2 separate regions of the Homo sapiens genome follow, and region 2 is linked to region 1. Evidence: chromatin loops called from intact Hi-C (ENCODE). Cell type or tissue: adrenal gland. All regions are shown on one strand. Links, peaks and the distances in the headings refer to the core of each region. The heading gives the core; the rest is flanking DNA.

Region 1 (8,000 bases), core at 1-8,000:
CAGTGAGCTGAGATTGCACCGCTGAGATTGCACCATTGCACTCCAGCCTGGGACACAGAGTGAGACTCTGTCTCAAAAAATAAAAAATAAATAAATAAATAAAAAGGGTTCAGGTATATAAAATGCTGAGTGCAGCATAAGTGTTCAATAGCTAGTGTCTCTTGGAAACATCTTACTGGGGGAAAGTGAGGCCCTTTGGCCAAAAAACCTAAGGGTTTTTATCCTAAACCTGATAAAAAACATTTGCGTCTCTAGGCCTGCTCGTTAATGAGGAACATAGTGGTGGTATTGGAGAGGCATCACAGTATTCAGGTGGCAGAAAGATTCAGGAGCTGGGAAGTGCCTTAAATTAGACCTGCTCTGGTGCAGTATGAGTGGGGAATTCTCAGCCTTTCATGTATCAGAATCGCCTGGAGCAGTGCTGTCCATTAGAAATATAGAGTGAGCCACATATGTAATTTTAAAGTTTCTCGCCTGTAATCCCAGCACTTTGGGAGGCCGAGGTGGGCAGATCACCTGAGGTCAGGAGTTCAAGGCCAGCCTGGCCAATGTGGTGAAACCCCGTCTCTACCAAAAATACAAAAATTAGCCAGGCATGGTGGCGGGCACCTGTAACCCCAGCTACTCGGGAAGCTGAGGCAGGAGAATCACTTGAACCTGGGAGGAGGAGGTTGCAGTGAGCCGAGATTGTGCCATTGCACTCTGGCCTGGGTGACAAAGTGAGACTCCGTCTCCAAAATAAAATAAGATAAAATAAAATAAAGTTTCTAGTAGCCACATTTTAAAAATATTAAAAGACACAGGTGAAATTAGTTCCAATAATGTATTTGACTCAATATATCCAAAATATTATCATTTCAATACTAATCAGTATTAAAAATTGTTAGGTATTTTGCATTCTTTTTTCTTGTAGTATGTCTTCGAAATCCAGCCTGTATTTTATACTTACAGCACATCTAATTCAGACTAGCTGCACTGTAGGGGCTCAATGGCCACATGTGGCCAGTGGATGCTGCTTTGGACAGTGCTGACCTGAAGGATTTGTTAAAATGCAGACTGCAGGGCCCATCTGCAGAATTTGATTATGTGGGTTGGGTGGGGCCTGAAAACGTGCATTCTAGCTAGTTCCTAGCTGACGCTGATGCAGCAGATCTGGGTGCCACACTCACCTAACAGGGTCTCCAGTCCAGGCAATGCAACATCTCCCCACCCATCGCCCTGAAGGAAGTGTGAAAAAGCAAGTAGGGTCCTGAGAAGCTCTGTTCTAGAGGTAGCATCCAAATGGTAAAATTCTCACACACAAACTCCAGGGGAATTTGGAGAAGGGAAGAAAGCAAGAGAAAAGACTTCTTTTTTTTTCTTTTTTTTAAATTAAGATGGAGTCTCACACTGTCACCCAGGCTGTAGTGCAATGGCGCTATCTTGGCTCACTGCAACCTCCACCTCCTGGGTTCGAGCGATCCTCTGGCCTTAGCTTCCTGAGTAGCTGGGACTACAGGCATGTGCCACCATGCCTGGCTAGCTTTTGTATTTTTAGTAGAAACGGGGGTTTCACTATGTTGGCCAGGCTGGTCTTGAACTCCTGACCTCAAGTGGTCCGCCTGCCTCGGCCCCCCAGAGTGCTGAAATTACAGGCATGAGCCACTGTGCCCAGGCGAGAAGAGACTTCTTATTGGACCAGGTTTCACACAATCTTAAAGCTCAGAGACGGTTGTTGCTTTGTTTGTTTAAAGAAGAGGAAACCGAGGCACAGAAAGGCTGAATGGTTTTGCCCCCAATCACTGAGAGCTGGGCTTGAAGCTCAGGTTCAAAGAACATTAAAAAAAAAAAAAACCCTTTGAAATAAAATCCATGACTCAATTTTCTAGTCACAACCCATCAGCAGCTCTGCAGCTAAAAAACAGAAGCTTCACCAATACGAGTTGGTAGCTGCAGGTAATTAAATAGCCTTAAGCCACCCTACGCCACAAGGAAAAAAAAACAAACAGCCCGATATGGAGCCAATCAGATCACTGTGGGAACTTACAGATCCTTTGACCAAAACCTTATCTGAAGGAGGGGATAAGCCCTTACTTTTCAACGAATTTGCCGAATCCAAATTCGAGCATATTTGAGAGGCAGGTCGTTTCGGTGGGCTTTATCTCATAGCCAACAATCTCACTGATCTGCAAAGAAAAGAGGAAAGCAAATGTTTGTTGTCCGAGGCAGTGCTGTCCAGTAGAACCTTCTGTGATGATGGAGATGTTCTTTTTATCTGCACTGCTCAGCATAACAGCCACGAGTGGCAGGTGGCTGTTGAGCACCAGAGATGTGGCTAGTGTGACTGAGGAATTTATTTTTAAATTAAATTAAAAAAATTTTTTGAGACAGTCTCACTCTGTCTCCCAGGCAACACAGTGCCATCATAGCTCACTGCTGCTTTGACCTCCCAGGCCCAAGCAATCCTCCCACATCAGCCTCCCCAGTAGCTGGGGCCACAGGCACACACCACCTTGCCTGGCTAATTTTTAAATTTATTGTAGAGATAGGGTCTTGCTGTGTTGCTCAAAGTGGTCTCAAACTCCTGGCCTCAAGCGATCCTCCCACCATAGCCTCCCAAAGTAGTCACATTACAGGAGTGAGCCGCCACACCCAGCTAATTTTAATTAGACAGGGTCCTGCTTTGTTGCCCAGGCTGAAGTGCAGTGGTGTGATCATGACTCACTGCAGCCTTGACCTCCCAGGCTCAAGTGGTCCTCCTCCCTCGACCTCCTGAGCAGCTGGGACCACTGGCATACAACACCATGCCTGGCTAACCTTTTTCTTTTTAAAAATTTTTTTGTAGAGATGGGGTCTCGCTATGTTTTCCACGCTGGTCTTGAACTCCTATACTCAAGCAATCCTCGCACCTTGATCTCCCAAAAATGCTGGGATTACAGGTGTGAGCCATCATGCCCAGTCCCTTTTACTTTGTAAAATGTGGCTACTAGAAACTTTAAAATTATTGGCTGGGTGCAGTGGCTTACTCCTGTAATCCCAGCACTTTGGGAGGCTGAGGCGGGCGGATCACTTGAGGTCAGGTGTTCAAGACCAGCCTGTCAAACAGGTGAAACCCTGTCTCTACTAAAAATACAAAAATTAGCTGGGCACGGTGGCAGGTGCCTGCAATCCCAGCTACTTGGGAGGCTGAGGCAAAAGAACAGCTTGAACCGGGAGGTGGAGGCAGGAATCAGCCGAGATCGCACCACTGCACTCCAGCCTGGGCAACAGAGTGAGACTCCATCTCAAAAAAAAAAAAAAATTAACACAAATGGCTCACGTTATATTTGTACTAGTCACAGAGGGCCAGTTTTGGCATCTATCAGTGCAGTTTCTCCCTAAGATCAAATGTTACCTTGTTCCATCTTGCTTTTTTTTTAACAGTTAAATTTTTATTATTTTTTAAATTTTTATTATTTTTTAAATTTTTCTTTTTCCATACTTTTTTTTTTTTGAGAGAGAGTCTCGCTCTGTCACCCAGGCTGGAGTGCCATGGCGCAATCTCGGCTCACTGCAACCTCTGTCTCCTGGGTCCAATGATTTTCCTGCCTCAGCCTCCCAAGTAGTTGGGATTACAGGCGCATGGCACCACGCCCGGCTAATTTTTGTATTTTTAGTAGAAATGGGGTTTCGCCATGTTGGCCAGACTGCTCTCGAACTCCTGACCTCAGGTGATTTGTCTGCCTCGGCCTCCCAAAGTGTTGGGATTACAGGCGTGAGCCACTGCACCTGGCCAGACCAGGAGATTTTTTTATAATGACTCAGAAAGCACAAAAGCAAGGAACCCAGAAGTAGTTACCGTTGAAATAACGGTCTTGGAAGACCAAGAGTGTTATAGGCACATGATGAAAAAATAACCAAAATAACACTAATTGCAAATAGGACATCAGAAATGCACCTTAGTGTAGTGATCCAAAAAGCCTTTTAGATTTGTGGCTTCCATTTCGTTTGAAACCACAGTAGCAACCCCTTTGCTGTTATCTATAAAGTCTGTGCCCCAAACGTAAGGCTCTAACTTTTTCTACCTACGTTCTGTAAATGACCAGAACCCCCAGCACAGCCATGGCCTTGCTTCAGAAGATCCAGCTTCTAGACTTGAGTGCTACAGATGGCTCATCCTTCAGATCCCCCTGCCAGAGCTAGCATCTGTGGCAGTGGATCTCCTAAGTTAGGCATCAGGGCAGAGAATGACATCCCCAGGCCTGGGGCTGTCCCCAGGGCGGCCTGTGGTGTGACCTACATACACTGCAGGGAGGAATGGGCTCTGCCTAGGGGCAGTCCGGAGAGTATCTAGGGGCCTTTGTCCTTTCTGAACTTGCCTCTTAACTGCTCAGCCCACTGGGCTTCCATTTAGGGGCTCACTCCTTGGGAGCCACTGTCCTAGGGCTGTGCTCCCCGGCCCTCTCTCACTGTGGTTTACTGCCCCCTACTGCCCGCTCCCTTCCTCTGACCGGACCTTTTTTGCCTTTTTGACTTTTCCAGGCTGAGTCAAACAGTGTAGAAAAATTCCAATCCCCTTTCCCACCACCAACTAGCCATCTGACAATTCATCTCTCCAAGTCTCAGTTTTCCAATCCGTGAAATGGAGATAATAATAATCTCCACTTCAAAGGCCTGTTTTAAGGGTGAAATGTGAGAATCCAAATAAAGTATACAACACAGTACCCAGCACCATAGCTGGTACTCAGTACATTTTCAATATCATCATTATTATTATGGTTAGAATTTTTTTACTTTATTTATTTATTTATTTATTTATTGAGACAGGGTCTTTCTCTGTTGCCCAGGCTAGACTGCAGTGGCGCAATCACAGCTCACTGCAGCCTCAACCTCCCAGGCTCAAGTGATGCTCCCACCTTAGCTTCCCTAGCAGCTGGGACTACAGGCATGTGCCACCACGCCCGGCTAATTTTTTTGTATTTCTTGATGGGGTTTTGCAGTGTTGGCCCGGGCTGGTTCTCAGACTCCTGGGCTCAAGCGATCCACTTGCCTCGGCCTCTCAAAGTCCTGGGATTATAGGCGTGAGCCACGGCACCTGACTGGGATTTTTTAAATTTAAATTAATTAATTTTTTAAATAGATGGGTCACACTATGTTGCCCAGGTTGGCCTCAAGCTCCTGGCCTCAAGTGATCCTCCTGTCTCGGCCTCCTAAAGTGCTGAGATTAGTGGTGTGAGCTACCTCGCTTGGCCTGGTTGGGATTTTCTGAGTGCCCACATACAAGAATAGCATCATAGAGGAAGCACCAGGTGGAGCAGATGGCTTTCCCGGCCCCGCGGCATGTTCTCCAAATGCCATCGACAAGGACACTCTTGATAGTGCCATCTCATAGAGAAACCTGGCACTACCAGAGGCCACCTGTCCCACCTAAGCTCCCTAACCCCCCCATCCCCCCGATGCAGGTCAAAGTCCTAGTTAGGCTGGGTCCGTAGAGAGAGGCACCCCGTGAGCACCAGCTGACAGCAACTCCTCCTCTGCGGATCCCTCTGCTGGGGCGTTTCAAAACCAGAAGTCATGGCCAGGCACTGTGGCTCACGCCTGTAATCCCAGCACTTTAGGAGGCCAAGGCAGGAGGATCACTTGAGGCCAGGAATTTGAGACCAGCCTGGGCAACATAGTAAGACCCCCCCCATCTCTATTTTAAAAATCAATTAATTAAAATTACAATTAAAAAATATCCCAGCCAGGCACGGTGGCTCATGCCTATAATCCCAGAACTTTGGGAGGTTGAGGCGGGTGGATCACTTGAGGTCAGGAGTTCAAGACCAGCCTGGCCAACATGGTGAAACCCCATCTCTACTAAAAATACAAAAATTAGCAGGGCATGGTGGCACGTGCCTGCAATCCCAGCTACTCAGGAGACTGAGGCAGGAGAACTGCTTGAATGTAGTGAGCCGAGATCATGTCACTGCACTCCAGCCTGGGTGACACAGTGAGATTCCACCTCAAAAAAAAAAAAAAAAAAAAAGAAAAACAGAGGTCTACTCAGACAGCCTATCTCTTGTCTATACATCACCCCATCCTTTGGTTAGGTCTCCAGTTCAAGACTTTTTGGGAAACTGAAAGTAGCTTCTCCCTACAAAAAGACCCTGACTCTCTCATGTATTAAGAGAGTCTTCCTCTCTCTTCCTAGGGAGAACAAAGTGCTCCTTGTCACTGTGTTGTCATTGGGTCCTTTCAGAGAGAATTTCCTCAGTCTTATACGTGGCTTTTTTGTCCCCCCGTTACCCAGGCTGGAGTGCAGTGACACGATCATGGCTCAATGCAGCCTTGACATCCTTGGCCCAAGCAATCCTCCCACCTCAGCCTCCCAAGTTACTGGACCACAAATGTGCACCACTACACCTAGCTAATATTAATTAATTAATTAGGGAGAGATGGGGGTCTCACTATGTTGCCCAGGCTGGGCTCAAACTATCCTCCTGCCTCAGCTTCTCAAAGTGTTAGGATTATGGTCTTGAGCCACCGTGCCTGGTCTTGAATGTGGTTCTGAGAGGGGGAATTACAGGCCAAGTCAGAGAAGAATCTTCCCAAAGAAAGCCATTTTCACTTCTAATTCCATACAGAGCGACTCCTGGTAAAGGATGTTTCAAGGCCATTGCTAGCCCTTGGAAGTGACAATTATTTTAGAAACACAGTGAGTTTTCTTTTTTCTGCTTAGTGTTCACACCACACTTATCACCCTCACACTTGGTTCCTTATAAAAATCCCAGCTATTTTTAAGGAGAATATTTATTTTTCTAATTTGTAGGCCCAAAGGGCTGAAAGAGGAGTGCAAAGTTATTTCTGAACCTGTTTGACAATAAAATGCCACACCAAAGTCATCCTAAGTGGGAATCATCTGGTATTATTAGCAACCCCCAGGGAGAGATGTGACTTTCTTTTTTGTGTATCCTAGGTCAAGGAGCAAATCAAGGTCCTCTCACTGTATTGAACATCCCTGTTGCACCTTGGAGGCTCTTGGCCTCCAAAAGCCCATCTGCTTAGGAAGCAGGAAGGAGACCCTTTGTGGTCATTGGCTCGAACAACACTCAACGAACCACGACCAATGGGGGTTCCAAGGAAAGGGCCAACCTGTCCAGGGGGCAGGGAGTTCATTCTCTTCCTTCAGAAGTCTTGCCACTCTCATTTGCTATCCCTTTGCCCTTAAATAGAGTCTCCTTTCGGAAAGGAGAAGCTTGACCTAGTAATGTTTCCTGCCTTCCCAAGGACAGTCAGGGCCAGGCCTGGGCTGCGCTGCTTGGGGGCGGGCAGTGATTGATAGAAACCTGCTGCCAGTGTCGGTCTTTCATTCCTGGGTTGCAGGAAATACTGAGGATGGGAATGTACTGCTTGAACTTATCGATCTTGATCTTCACATTCTCTGCTAAGCGCCTGGGTGCAGGCACATCAGACAAGGTCTTGATCAGTTTATACGTTGTCCTCCACATATTCCCTATCTCCTCCGCAATTTGCTCAGCATTCAGTAAGAAGAGGGGTCCTGAAATAGAAGAGTGAGGGAAAGGTCAGACCATCATGTGGATGTTAGTCATGCGTACCTTTAATTCCCTGAACTTAGAGCTGTGCCTCCTGTCGTTTGGAGATTGGAACACATACAGGCTTTGAGGATCTGAAACCTGCACTTAGCCAGTGGAACCTTAGATATGATACAGGACTTTTCTAAGCCTCAACAGTAACTCCTGTGACACAGGGGTAATAATGGATACCCTGGAAGGTGATTGTGGAAATTCAGTGAGATAATATACAGTGGCTAACATAATGCCTGGCATATAATGGATGTACAATTAGCATATCAATAGCTTTTTGTTTTGTTTTGTTTTTGACCAGTTGCAATGGCTTACACTTGTAATCCCAGCATTTGGGGAGGCCAAGGTGGGAGGACTGCTTGAGCCTAGCAGTTTGAGACCAGCCTGGGCAACATAGTGAGACCCCATCTCTACAAAAAATGAGAAGAAAAAGAAAAAAGAAAAAAATTGTTATTA
Region 2 (13,084 bases), core at 2,188-10,187, 280 kb before region 1:
TAACAGAACAAGACTCCGCCTCAAAAAAATAAAAATAAAAATAAAAAAGTTTAAGGTAAAAATAGGAGATGTGCATGTTACAGTGGAGGGTGGATCTCCCCCCAGGACTGATTCCCCTAACTGATCTTTGATGCCAGAAGATACCCTGTTAAGTCCTCCTGGATGGCCCAAAGTTGTTCCAGATATAGCCCAGTGGCTGGGAATTGGTAGTTTGTCAAGTTGCTAGGATGACAATCGCTATTTACTGTGAAAGGGTATATTCCAGGCAGCTGAGGGCAGGGAAAACAGTCAGTGATTATTGGCTTGTCTCTTTGCTCTGAACATCATCGGCAAGGTTTCACGAGTCTTAGCTCTTCCTGTACTTCTCCCCTACCATTAGTCATCATCAGTTTTACCCACCTAGACAGGTGCTTACTAGGGACAGGATGGTAGCTGAGCCTTTCGGAACAGGGTTAGCTTGGCAGCCACCTGATATCCTAGCGTACAATATAGGAAAGGTCTATAAGTGGGTTGTGGTCCCCTCACAGCTCCGGGGGCTTGGCATAGGGCTTGGATTAGTCAGAGTGAGGGGGAAAGTGTGGCCAGTTTTCCAACAGTGGTAGGCTGCAGCATTTCCTAGTAGAAGATGTGAGTGGGTATCTCAAACGAGGTATCCATGAACAAAACGGCCATGTGCTCCATGCCTCCCTTTCTGCTGCCAGGCCTATTCTACCTGGGTTAGGTCCTTCTCTAGGCTGGGTCCTGCCAGGCAGGGTAATTGGGTAGCAAGTTCCAGAATTGATTAAAAAGAATATTTGGATTTGAAATACCATTTTAACATTGGAATGTGAAAGACTTGTGGAATATGTGTCTAGATCACTAGGTTCTTAAATTTTTGGGATCACATATCTCTTTGAGAATGTGAAGAAAACCATAGGCCACTGTTAAGACTTATGCAGTGATGGAAATGTTCTATATTTGCACCATCCAATGCGATAGCCATGCATGGCTATCAATCACTTGAAATGTGGCTAGTGTGACTGAGAGTATTTAATCTTATTTAATTTTAATTGATTTAAATTGAAATAGACACACGTGGCTAGCAGCTATCATATTGAATGGCACAGCCATAGACTTTTCTCAGAAAAATACAAGATTTTGCATAGAATTTCATAGAGATTTGAAGCCCACTTATGGATTCTGGGTTAAAAAATAAGACCCAAACTTCTTGTAATTCTAAGACTACAACTAAGAGCTAATGTTTTTGATGACTTACTATGTGCCAGGCATTATACATCTATGCTAATTCATTTAATCATCATAATCTCTTTTACAGAGAAGGAAACTGAGGCACAAAGAGATTACCTAACTTGTCCAACATTACACAACAAACTGTGACTTGAACCCAGCTGTTCTGACTTCAGAGTTCATACTCTTACCCATGTTAGGTTGTTCCTTGTTAATTTAACATTTTCTGCAGTAGTTTAAAAAGATAAAAGAGACTATCCAAGTTGTAGAAATCGTCAATATGTGAACCAGTATTGCAGTTTTTAAAATAATTTACCTTTGAATGACTCACTTACAACAAGCATAATTTTTTAATTTGTAAAAATGTTAATGCAGCAGAGCTAGCATAACTACAAATGCATTTTATAAAATGTCAAAAAGTGAATGGAACAAAATTATATCCATAGACACACACACACACAAGGGTTCACAACTGCCGCATGGCACATGTAAATTAAAAATGTTCAAGTGTTGTTGTTGTTTTTTTTCTTAGAGACAAAGTCTCACTATGTTGCCCAGTCTGCTCTCGAACTCCTGGGCTCAAGCAATCCTCCCACCTCGGCCTCCCAAATGTTGGCAGTACAGGCGTGACCCACTGTGCCTGGCCACAAGGGTTTTGGGTAAAGACAAAAATGGGTAATTGTTCATACAATGTAAAACTGCCCACTGGTGAACAGTTTTCAATATGTGAAAAAATTATAACTTCAAGTCTTTGTTTCTCACCAAATGGCTGTCCTGGTAATTTGTTGTTTCAAATAATTCCTTTTCAATGAAATCTTTACTCCCAGATCAAAGTGGATAGGAAATGTTGCCAGCTTATCTTTAAGCTGGACAAACGAATCCTTGAATTTAATAAGATTTCAGGCACCTAAGTGCAGGATACTTAATCATAAAAAAGCTTCAGGGGACTCTCCTGGAACTGTGCCTACAGGGAAGCATCATTCCATAGCCAGCTCCGGGCTGGTAATCTGGCGTTGGAGGTACATACTAGTTGATGCACCTAGACTCATGCCTCTAGGGAAGGCAGTAAATGGCAGTCCTGGTAGTGCCCTAGGAGAGAAAATGACAGGACTCCAAATTTACTTTTAAAGGGGGCTATGAGGGATGGCCTATCTTTCTGTCTTCTCCATTACAGGTCCAAAAACTAGGCAGAGTTTTCAAAAACATTTCTAGGAAGGATAAAATTTGGAGAAGAGGATTTGTAAGCATAAAGTAATAACATCTTTCTTGGCTTCTGCCAGTTAAAGGCCACCATGATTTCCACTCTTGTTCCTCAGGGCCATGGAAATGGATCAGAGCAACAAAAAAATAGCTGCTGGAATCTTCACAGCCTTGTATAAAGACTGCATGTTCTCTGTGAACTGTTCCCTTCAACAAAGACATGGCAAACTCAGCGTGACTACTGTTTATAAGTAATCCCCCATGCTGAGGGCTAGGCTGGATGAGGCTGGGTTGTTACAGGGGTCCCAGAAGCTCTCCTGTATTAGGTACAGACCAGGAAGTGGCTGGCTTAAGAGCACAGAGCTGGGATCAAACTTTATTAAAACACACTGGCCCACCCCACCAGGCATGTAGATTCTCAGAGCAAGCAAACAAGACATACTAAAACATACAAATGCATAACTCATTTTCCTGGTGTTTCAAATATTTATTTTAGGTAGTAAAGGCTTTTGTCGTTCTAAATCCTGATTACAAGTCACATGATCAAGAACAACTAATAAAGGAGATTCAGGAGCATGTTAAAAAAACTACAGCACCTTACAAATATCCCAGAAAGGTAGGCATCCTAATTATAACGAATATTTGCTCAGTGTTGTGGACAATTTCAAGTGTTTATTTTTACATTTTAATGAATATTTTCTTCACACATGCTGCACCACATGTCCCAAACTGAACTGATGACATATGGGTAAGAATCAGAATCTTTGAGATTAAAATGAAACCCTGAACCTATTTTGTTTGGTCCTTTGGCTTACTGGACTCACAGTAAATACTTAATATCAAGACAACTTTCCTAACAATACCCTTTTCCCTATTTTGGCTGTTACCCAAAACCCATTCCAAAGACTATTCTAATTCTTCCACCTAGAATTCATAATCAAACTGCTATATAATTGGCTTTATGTAAAGATAAAAATTTCCAGGCTAATTTTCTTCCCCTTGATGCCAACAGGTAGAATTTATTCAAGAGCTGCCAAAGACTATCAGTGGGAAGACAAAAAGAAATGAACTGAGGAAGAAAGAATGGAAGACAATTTAAAGTTGTTTCATTAATTACCATATCTATAAAACAAACATAGTATCTGTCAATCTCTAGAAACCACAAGATGATGGAGAGGTCATAAAAACTGTGGTAGTATGCTTAGAAACTGTTGATTTAAAATATCTTGTGGTTATGATATCAGAGGCTAAATTTTGAAATAAAATATTTGGCAAATTCCTCCACATTAGTGTCAATGTTCCTATCATTTCTTAATATAAAAATAATACCATCAATTGCTGATTAATTTTTAAATGTATAGTATAGAAGCAGTTTCTGAACCAGATCTCTGCTACATAGGTTTTCAAACTTTAGTTGACTAATTCTTCTGATATGTTGATATACAAATCAGAACCAATGTTCAAGCCTGAAATAAAACTAAAGAACTTATAAAAGTTTTTAGAAAAATATAAAATATCAGTTAGAAGATTATGATAATCTCAAAGTACAAGAATCTACCTGAAAATAGACTAGGGATTTTTATTAGTCACATTTTTTGCAAATAATTTAAAAATAGTTTAGACTTGTTTCAAGGTCTAACTATAAAAGAAGGATCATATACTATTGTTGCTTATTATATGTAATCTAATAAATACTGTTTACAAAAGATTACACTTGTGGTTCCTGAAGAAAGTATGGTAAATGCAGTAAACATTAATATATAAAATAAAAATAAAATAGTGTAAGATGTTATCAGAATACTCATGTTTGGAAATTCAAGGAACAATTAGGATTCATACATGAAAGGTTATCAATTCCTCATTGAAGGCCTGAGTCTCAAAGAATTTTTGGTGGAAATACTTAAATTTCTGTCACAAATATGGCTTGTTTCTGGAGAACTAAAAGTGAGTCCCCCTGTGGAATGAGATGGAACCATGCTGTTGGCTCTTTCCTTTTGAAGTGTTTGTTCCCATTTGAAATAACCACAACATTTTCTGTTTTCTTGGTATTTCCCGATAGGGCAACAATAGAAGACTTTTCCATGGTTCGGTCCATTATTAGAAACAACAAGTCTCTTAGATCTCCGACCACACTTGCATAATGGAGGTGTCATTTTCCCACTCTTCCATGGCTCTTGTAGGTTAACTGTAGAAGTTAATATAGATGGGAGACGCCTCCAGGAAGAACTTCTTACTGGGGAGCAATCAGATGATGTAGGCTTTTCTTCATGAATAGTGAAGGGTTGTTTTTTTGCTGGTGGGAAAGCTTGGGGACTGCATGGATTCCTTTTGGTACCACCTGAAAGAAGAGGATGTTTCCCCAAAACTAAAGGATGAGACATATTGGCATTAACTCTGTTGAAGGTACTTGATTTGTGTTCAGGTAACTTAAAGGCAGAAATATCTGAACCTGGATCTTTGGCTTCTTTTACATTATAAATAGTAGTGTGAGGACTCTTGTACACAATAGACTTAGAAGTCTCAGATTTTTGAGGAGTTTCCTCTATGTCTCCAAAGTTTTCATGACTTGACATTTCCAATTCTTTCAAAACCATTAATCTTTCTCCAGAATTAAATGAAATCTCTAAGTCTGAGTCACTAATGGGAACTGTACAGTCTACGTTTTCCTCAGGCTGAGATGCTGGCAGTAAAACCACATCCTCCCAATCAGCCAACACAGGTAAACAGTCCAGAGTAGAGCTCATTTCCAAATCAGAAACATGATGAACAGTTGGAACGGTGGTAGAAACAAGTACCAATTCTGAACCAACTGTTGAAGCCTTAGATTTGGTATTAAATGCAAGATGTTCATTTTTTCCTTGCTTTTGCATATAGATAGGTGAATTCAAGGTAGGAGACTGCAACTGCCCCACAGAAGTAGAGGACTTAGTATTAAAAAGAGGTAAGGAACTTTTGACATTGTGAAGACTTGCTTTTATATTGTTTTTTACTTGTAATTGATCCTGTTGTGCCTTTATAGGAGAATTTGCACAAATTGACTTCATTTGAACTTTTTCATGAGGATTTATTATATTTTTAGGCTCCTTATTATATATGCTGGGACCCTGGATGCTAATGTTACAGGCAGACATTTCTTCAACTTGAATTGTATTCAAATTTCTGGCCAGAATGCTGAAATTCTTCTTAGTGGGAACCTATGATTCCACAGACAAATGCAACAGCTTTAGAAACTGTGCATTCGTTAATTTCTTCAGTATACAGTTTTATGACAAAAAAGAGAAATGTCATTGATTTATAAATGACTGCACACATTAAATCTACGTTTCAAAGAACGTATGACTGTTTATGAAGTTTGAGATGACAGAATAAAAAGGCAAGACACTACTAACCTTGTTCAACGACCTTGTAATTTTCATTACACAACCATCTCTGATCATTTTCCAAGCAAGAAGGGCAGTATTCCGAGAATCGTCCAACCCTGAGGATACAGATATCAAACACTGAATTTAGTGGTACTAGTACTATTTCCTTAGTACTAAAGAAATAACTTAAAAAGAAAAACACCACTTGTGTAGAAATTGGAACACAGTTTTAGTTTTATGACCATCTACTAATTTTAATCATGATAAACTGGTCTTGGAAGTGGAAGGCTATGGCAGCATTACCAGTGAAAGACAAGCTCGTCCACATTTATAGAGGAGGATATGAAAATGTATTAGACAGTTCCCCAAAATGTGGCCAGCGTTCTGCAGGAACCAGGATTTGTGAATAATCTAATAGTCTTGTTCAGTTTTTTCACTAGTCCATTCTATTATTTGAGCACTTGTTTAATCTCCATTTGATTTGGCTCATTCTTTTCATTCTTCTTAGCAACTAGAAAGCCACTAGATGGCAGTGTATCTTACAATAGTTTATGAAAGTGGTAATTTGAAAGTCTTAGAAACAATGTGAATTGTTTAGATTAGGAGTTTTTTTTTTTTAGGCTGAAGATATCCCTTACTAATGACATTACCAAAAAATGAAATTCATATGAAGTATTTTTTAAAAGTCAAATGGCTTACATAATTTTTAATGTATACTAACCAGAATGTTCTCGTCCTGAGAATTCTATTCCTACTTCCTGCAAGGCACCACTTAGTCCTTTTGGTTTTCTCCTATAGAAAAGCTAACCAATAAAAAAAGATATATTTAAAAGAAGATTACTATTTTAAAGACTATGTATTAAACACTTTTCATAATTTTTAGTTCTATTAGATTTAGAATGTGCTTATTTTTTGTGTGTTGTTTTTAAATACTTTAAGAAATGCATTTATGTGACCAGTACAAAAGAAAGTATCTTCTTTGCAGAAACCCATGCCCATGTGTAGGATAAAAGTTAATCATTTTTCCATAGAAAAAAGTAAACATGCCCCCATTTTTTACCATTACCTTGTAAGTTGCTCTGAGATCAATCCAAGAATTTAAAAACACAGGTTTTAACAGCTGCTTTCTTTTACACTCATACTCCAGGCAAACCCCCAAGTCCCAGTCTGCATTAGGTACATTAAAATAGAACAAAGTCAATGATGCCAGCATTTTTTACTTATGCTGCCACCATTTACAAATAGAATGCTAGAAGATCATATAAAATAGAACAGTATGATTTCATTGCTCTGCTAATATCTAAAAATTATTCACTTTATATAACTTACTATTAACAAGTTAGGTTGATGACTAAATTTCAAAATGATTTCTTAAACACCCAGTAAAACCTTATTTCAGAAAGAAGAGTAACATGTTAAATTACAAGGACTATATTTTCTATATTCTAGGAAAATATTAATGTTATTGAGAAACCAAACATTTTATAGTAACTGGAAACCAAATATGACTATCAATGCTATCTTATCAATGACACAGTATTGCTATTAATGACTATTAACAGCAATGCTCTAACACAGTCATACAAAAAACCTACTTTAAATGGCTCATTTTTTTTTTCTTTTAAGTGTCAAAGCATAAAAGCAAAGGATGTTGAGCTGATGAAGACTGTAGAAAATAGCATAAGAGTGTTCACTAAATCATCTTTGCTTAATTCTTAACAGTGGAACTCTAGAAACATTTTTTTAAGTTCAGGCTTAATATTTTAAGGTATCCCAAAAGGTTAATTTAAAAAATATGTATTAATTTACTTTTCTTGGCTAACATCTGCTAGGCATTTAAATTTTTTTTCCTAGCCCAGAAGATTAACAAACATAATTCTAGGTTAGCAAGTATAAAACTAGAAATAAAGAATTACATAGTGGTAATGCTACCCATCTGTGATTAATAGGTATAACTTATTCTTTACCTGACCAAGTAACAAATGCACATAATTTTACTTCAGAAGCAGAAGGCTCTGAAATCCCAGTAGCAAAAATAATGTTCTTCTGTTGCTGAATCTTATGAATCCATTTACAGAACTGAGATAAGCAAATCTTCAGAGGGACTCCTTCATCAACTTGAGCCTGAGTAGAGAGTCACAAAAGCTGAATTCAACAATCAAATTCCATTATTATTTAGCATGTTTTATAACTGTGGAGAAAGATTAATGGTTTTAAAAGAATCAGAAATGCCAAGTCATGAAAACACAGTGTACTGTGGGAAGACATAACAAAGTGGTTCTAACTGGCAAAGAGTTTATTTAGTGGAAAGAGGTAAAAACACGTGGGAAAGAAAGAATATTTAGAACCCACCAAGGTAAGAAAGATTAGGTTGATAAAAACTAAAATCACACAGAAATATGATCATTAAGTCCAGACTGACATAAATCATAGACAAATTTGAGTCACTTAATTTCCATAAAATCAATTTGATCCTCATTTTTATAACATTATTCTTCCTTTGCTGTGTATTTATTTAATTTTTAAAATTTATTTTTTTTTGAGACGAGGTCTTGCTTTGTTGCCCAGGGTGGAGTGCAGTGGCATGATCTCAGCTCACTGCAACCTCCACCTCCTGGGTTCAAGTGAGTCTCCTGCCTCAGCCTCCCAAGTAGTGGGAATCACAGGTGTGTAACACCATGCCTGGCTAATTTTTGTATTTTTAGTAGAGACGGGGTTTTGCCAAGTTGGCCAGGCTGGTCTCGAACTCCTGACCTCAGATGATCCACCCACCTTGGCCTCCCAAAGTACTGAGATTACAGGTATGTTCCTTTGCTTTTTAAATCGAGTCCTGAGGTGACTCACGCCTGTAATCCCAGCACCTCGGGAGGCCAAGGTGGGCAGATCACTTGAGGTCAGGAGTTCGAGACCAGCCTGGCCAACATAGTGAAACCCTGTCTCTATTAAAAATATAAAAATTAGCCAGATGTGGTGGTGTGTACCTATAGTCCCAGTTACTCAGGAAGCTGAGGCATGAGAATCGCCTGAACCCAGGAAGCAGAGGTTGCAGTGAGCCCCGCCACCTTACTCCAGCCTGGCCAACAGAGCATGCCTTTGTCTGAAAAATAAATAAATAAATACATAAATCGAGTCCTGAATCTGGAATAACACTAATCTTATTTATTTATTTACTTATTTATTCATTTATTTTCAGAGACAAAGTCTGTCACCCAGGATAGACTGAGATTATACCTCCCTGCAGCCTCAAACTCCTGGGCTCAAGTGGTCCTCCCACCTCAGCCTCAGCCTCCCAAGAAGCTGGGACTACAGACACATGCCACCAAGTCAGGCTAATTTAAATTTTTTTTTTTTTTTTTTTTAGAGATGGGGTTCTCACTATGTTGTCTAGGTTGGTCTCAAACTCCTGGCCTCAAGCAATTCTCGAACATCAGCCTGCAAAGTGCTGGGATTACAGGCATAAGCCATCATGCCTAACACTAAATAAATCTAATTTCAAATGGTATAATAACTTTTATTTTCTTTTTGAAACTGACTTCTGAATTTTAAGATTTGCATCATACCTGCTTTATGCCTGTCAATTCCATGCAAAATTCTGAAAGAATTGGATGTTCCTGAGGTTGAACATAAGCCTGGAACTCAGAGTCAATCTGTCCAGTTGATGTGTTCAGCAACACTGCTGGAAACTCAACTAAATGAAAGAATAATCAATTGACAGTTGAATAAATAATTTTTAAATTAATCCTGTAATCATCCTAAATTAAACATGTTACCATTTTAATTAAACAACCAGTTTTCAGTAAAAGCATACTAAAATGACCAAAGCAGTGTGACATAAAGGTTATAATAAAGTTATGCTAAAGTCAAAATATTGAAGTTATGAGCATGTTGTCTTAAAAGAAAACAATATAATTAAATAAATATAAAAACCATATGGAATATAAAATTTACTTTTTTTGCAAAGGCATTTTTTTCAGTTTCTATGCCATTGAGGTGTTGTATGTAATATAAAACAACTATTTTATATAATAACACATTTAGGTATTTGAGATTTTGCTCTTTTTTATTCAACATAAGTTTTGCATTAAACTACCAATGCATAGACCATCCTGTTTTCTTAAACTTTTGGCTGATTCAGATCTATAAACTTTAAAGTGACTCATCTAGTGCCAGCTTTGGCCATTCGTAGCCCAGACTTACTTATTTCCTGGCTATGGTGGTGCTTCCCATCATTCCAGCATGTCGATTCAAAATCAATGACAATTAAGTAGTCAAACAACTGCTCTGCAAAAGATCAAGTTGTTCTTATGCTTTACCAGTGCTGAAAATGCAAGGCTACAAAATGCAAAGAAACTAAGCATACTACTCACTGGATTTGCTTCTTCCGAGATTTCCATTTGCTGGCGCAATTGACTTTCTCCTAATTAATCCAAGCTGCCTAAAAATGTGAAGCAATCCAAATATGATCAATGAACTCATTCACACTCCTGTTTGAGTAGGCTACCAAACTAATGGTACTGGGCAACAATCTCATTATTTATTGTGACTGAGGGGAAATCGAACTGGACTTTGGCTTTACCTGCACAGGCCTCGAAAGTACATATTTGCAAATTAGGCTAATTTGTTGGTTTTGTTTTTGAGACAGGGTCTTGCTCTGTCACGTAGGTTGCAGTGCAGTGGTATGATCACCACTCACTACAGCCTTAATCTCCTGGGCTCAAGCAATCCTCCCACCACAGTCTCCTGACTAAGACTACAGATGCATGCCACCACGGCCCATTAGTTTTAATTTTTTTTTTTTTTTGAAGGCAGGGCCTCACTATGTTACCCAGGCTCATCTCGAACTCCTGAGCTCCAGCAATCCTCCCACCTCAGCCCCTCAAAGTGCTGGGATTACAGGCCTGAGCCACTGTGTCCAGCCAATTTACACTAATTTTATGTTACCCTTGTTTTACAGTAATACTGAGTAACTCATTTGAGTTCCTACAATCATTTGATTGTAGAGGTAAAAATGCACTGAAAATCTTATTTTTCCCCCTGCATTTTTTAAGCTCTTGCTATGTGTACAGTGCAGTTTTAAGAAGACAAGACAATGTAGGACATGGTTCAGTCTTCCAGTTTAAAAATCTGGGTAAAGAAACAAAAGATAGGGCCAGGTAAAGTGGCTCATGCCTGTAATCCCAGCACTTTGGGAGGCCAAGGCAGGTGGATTGCTTGAGCTCCGGAGTTCGAGACCAGCCTGAGCAACATGGTGAAACCCCGTCTCTACAAAAATTATAAAACCTAGCTGGGGCGTGATGGTGCATACCTGTAGTCCCAACTACTCAGGAGGCTAAGGTGGGAGGATTGCTTGAGCCCGGGAGGTGGAGACTGCAGTGAGCCGAGATCATGCCACTGCACTCCAGCATGGGCAACAGAGCGAGACCCTGTCTCAAAAAAATAAATAAATAAAATAAAATAAGAAAAAAAGAGAAGAGCTTACTGAGGTCTTAAGTGCAAGTAAAACAAACTACTTGGTATTAGCAGGTAGAGTTTTAACTAGGCAGACACCTCCTGTAGTTTTCTGTGTTTGCTAAGAGTGGGAAGTGCCAGGATTTGGGAATAATAAATATCATTTATTGACTGCTTACTACATAGCAGGTACTAAAATTAAACTAAGATGATGGCCTCCTTTAATCCTCAACAAGTGTAGTAGCTAGAAACTTTTCCTACCTATATTTTATGGATGAGAAAACTGATTCTTAATTTGCCAAAGAACATAGCTTTGGTATGTGAACCCAAGACTGTCCAATTCTGAAGCTCATGCTATTTGCTATTATATTACATCTTTCTAGTAATCAGAAATATGCACAGCGCATCCAGGAATCAGGGAGGACACAATAATTCATATTGTGAATTAAAAGGATCACTAGGCCAGGCACCGTGGCTCACACCTGTAACCCCAGCACTTTGGGAGGTTGAGGCGGGTGGATCACCTGAGGTCGGGAGTTCGAGAACAGTCTGACCAACATAGAGAAACCCCATTTCTACTAAAAATACAAAATTAGCTGGGTGTGGTGGTGCATGCCTGTAATCCCAGCTACTTGGGAGGCTGAGGCAGGAGAATGACTTGAACCCGGGAGGCAGAGGTTATGGTAAGCCGAGATCGCACCACTGCACTCTAGCCTAGGCAACAAAACTCCGTCTCAAAAAAAAAAAAAAAGATCACTAGAAAATGGGTTTGTAAAAAGTAGAGGTTCCTCTTCAAAGACTTCCTTCCCCGTCTAATTAGGAATAAATAGTAACTTCTCTTAGAGCAAAATTTATTCAAAGACCTGTGCTAACATTCTTAAATATCTGCTAGATATAATAAAGAAATCAATGTACTTTATGTTCTTAGCTCCCACAATTTAGCCTAAATATTTGCCCTGGCATGCTTATACTGGTCCAATCAAACATTAGGTCATAGCCTGTTCCTCTTCCTTACTTAAAAGTGTTTTTACCTTTCTCAGCATTCCACAAGTTACTTCCTTCTTCCTTTGTTCTCCTCTGCCTTTGCCTCTTTTAAAAAGTTCTATGTTGCTAGTCAGTCGGGACAAATACAGAATGTGAGGTCCCGTTCCAGCCAAAGGAAACCGGACACAGCAGTAGGGTGGACGCGCCACGTTATAAATGACCCTGTCTCCTTTGTTCAGTGTACTCTCCTGGCAAAACTGCTGGCGAGTGTACCCTTTCTGCAGGAAGTAAAAATGGCCTTACTAAATAAATTAAATTTAAGTTTAAGTTCTATTTCTTTACAGCACCGAGGAACGAGCATTTCGAACAGGTTGAACACCTTGACAGATTCAGTGTGTGGCCTGCCTGAGACCTCCAACCAGTCTGCAGGGCACTGTCACGTCCAGTCGTTTCCCAAGGCCTAAAATAGGCAGGCACTGGCTCAAGGCCACACAGTCAAGGCCCCAGGGTTCGTCCGCCTCGGGCTCCTGTCACCCTCGGGTAGAAGGTGGCCCAAGGCTGAAGACCGAGGTCCAGGGAGGCGCCTTTCCAACCGTGCCAGAGAGGGCAGGTCGCAGACGCCGGGGCTGCGGGGAATAGAGGCCCTCACCGCAGATGCCACCTGCCGTGCCCTGCTCTGCGGCCAACGCCAGCGCTGGACCCGGAGCTACCCGCCCCCGACCCGGAACTCCCTCGAGTACCGCGCGAGCCGCTTGGTCGCCATTCCCGACACTCCTTGCTTTTCCAAGTCCAGCTGCCGGAAGTCGCTCGACTTCTACTTCCGGTCCGTTCAAAAAGCCCGCGAGGCTGAGGGGCGGTTGTTG

The links. A loop is a pair of places that touch in the nucleus more often than their neighbours do. Peaks named below come from ENCODE experiments on the same cell type or tissue, not always from the same donor. Only the 100,000 strongest peaks of a DNase experiment are listed, where the experiment ranks them.
Region 2: it touches region 1 in a loop (6-fold over the local background); 51 of 110 quality-filtered maps call a loop at or near these places.

What each region holds. Positions count from the first base shown.
Region 1 is chr16:21,079,563-21,087,562 of GRCh38, forward strand. DNAH3 (dynein axonemal heavy chain 3) reads right to left here. Exons shown (of 62, transcript NM_001347886.2): 19 at 7,287-7,498; 20 at 2,074-2,165. Among named protein-coding and RNA genes, the nearest start is that of DNAH3, 67 kb to the right of the region's middle. In adrenal gland, for the core only: a CTCF peak has its summit at 4,457 (motif pointing left); DNase peaks (open chromatin) are centred at 2,241 and 4,259.
Region 2 is chr16:20,793,447-20,806,530 of GRCh38, forward strand. It overlaps ACSM3 (acyl-CoA synthetase medium chain family member 3), which reads left to right. Exons shown (of 14, transcript NM_005622.4): 13 at 2,924-3,043; 14 at 3,440-4,135. The coding sequence ends at 3,526. ERI2 (ERI1 exoribonuclease family member 2) reads right to left here and starts at 13,026. Exons shown (of 9, transcript NM_001142725.2): 1 at 12,962-13,026; 2 at 10,157-10,224; 3 at 9,987-10,070; 4 at 9,350-9,477; 5 at 7,757-7,913; 6 at 6,856-6,956; 7 at 6,511-6,592; 8 at 5,817-5,905; 9 at 2,894-5,621. The coding sequence starts at 12,984. The coding sequence ends at 4,278. It overlaps REXO5 (RNA exonuclease 5), which reads left to right and starts at 13,081. Exons shown (of 20, transcript NM_030941.3): 1 at 13,081-13,084. RefSeq lists enhancers at 12,222-13,084, 12,916-13,025. In adrenal gland, for the core only: CTCF peaks have their summits at 6,294 (motif pointing right) and 6,497; no DNase peak of the experiment used is centred there; H3K27ac peaks cover 467 bases.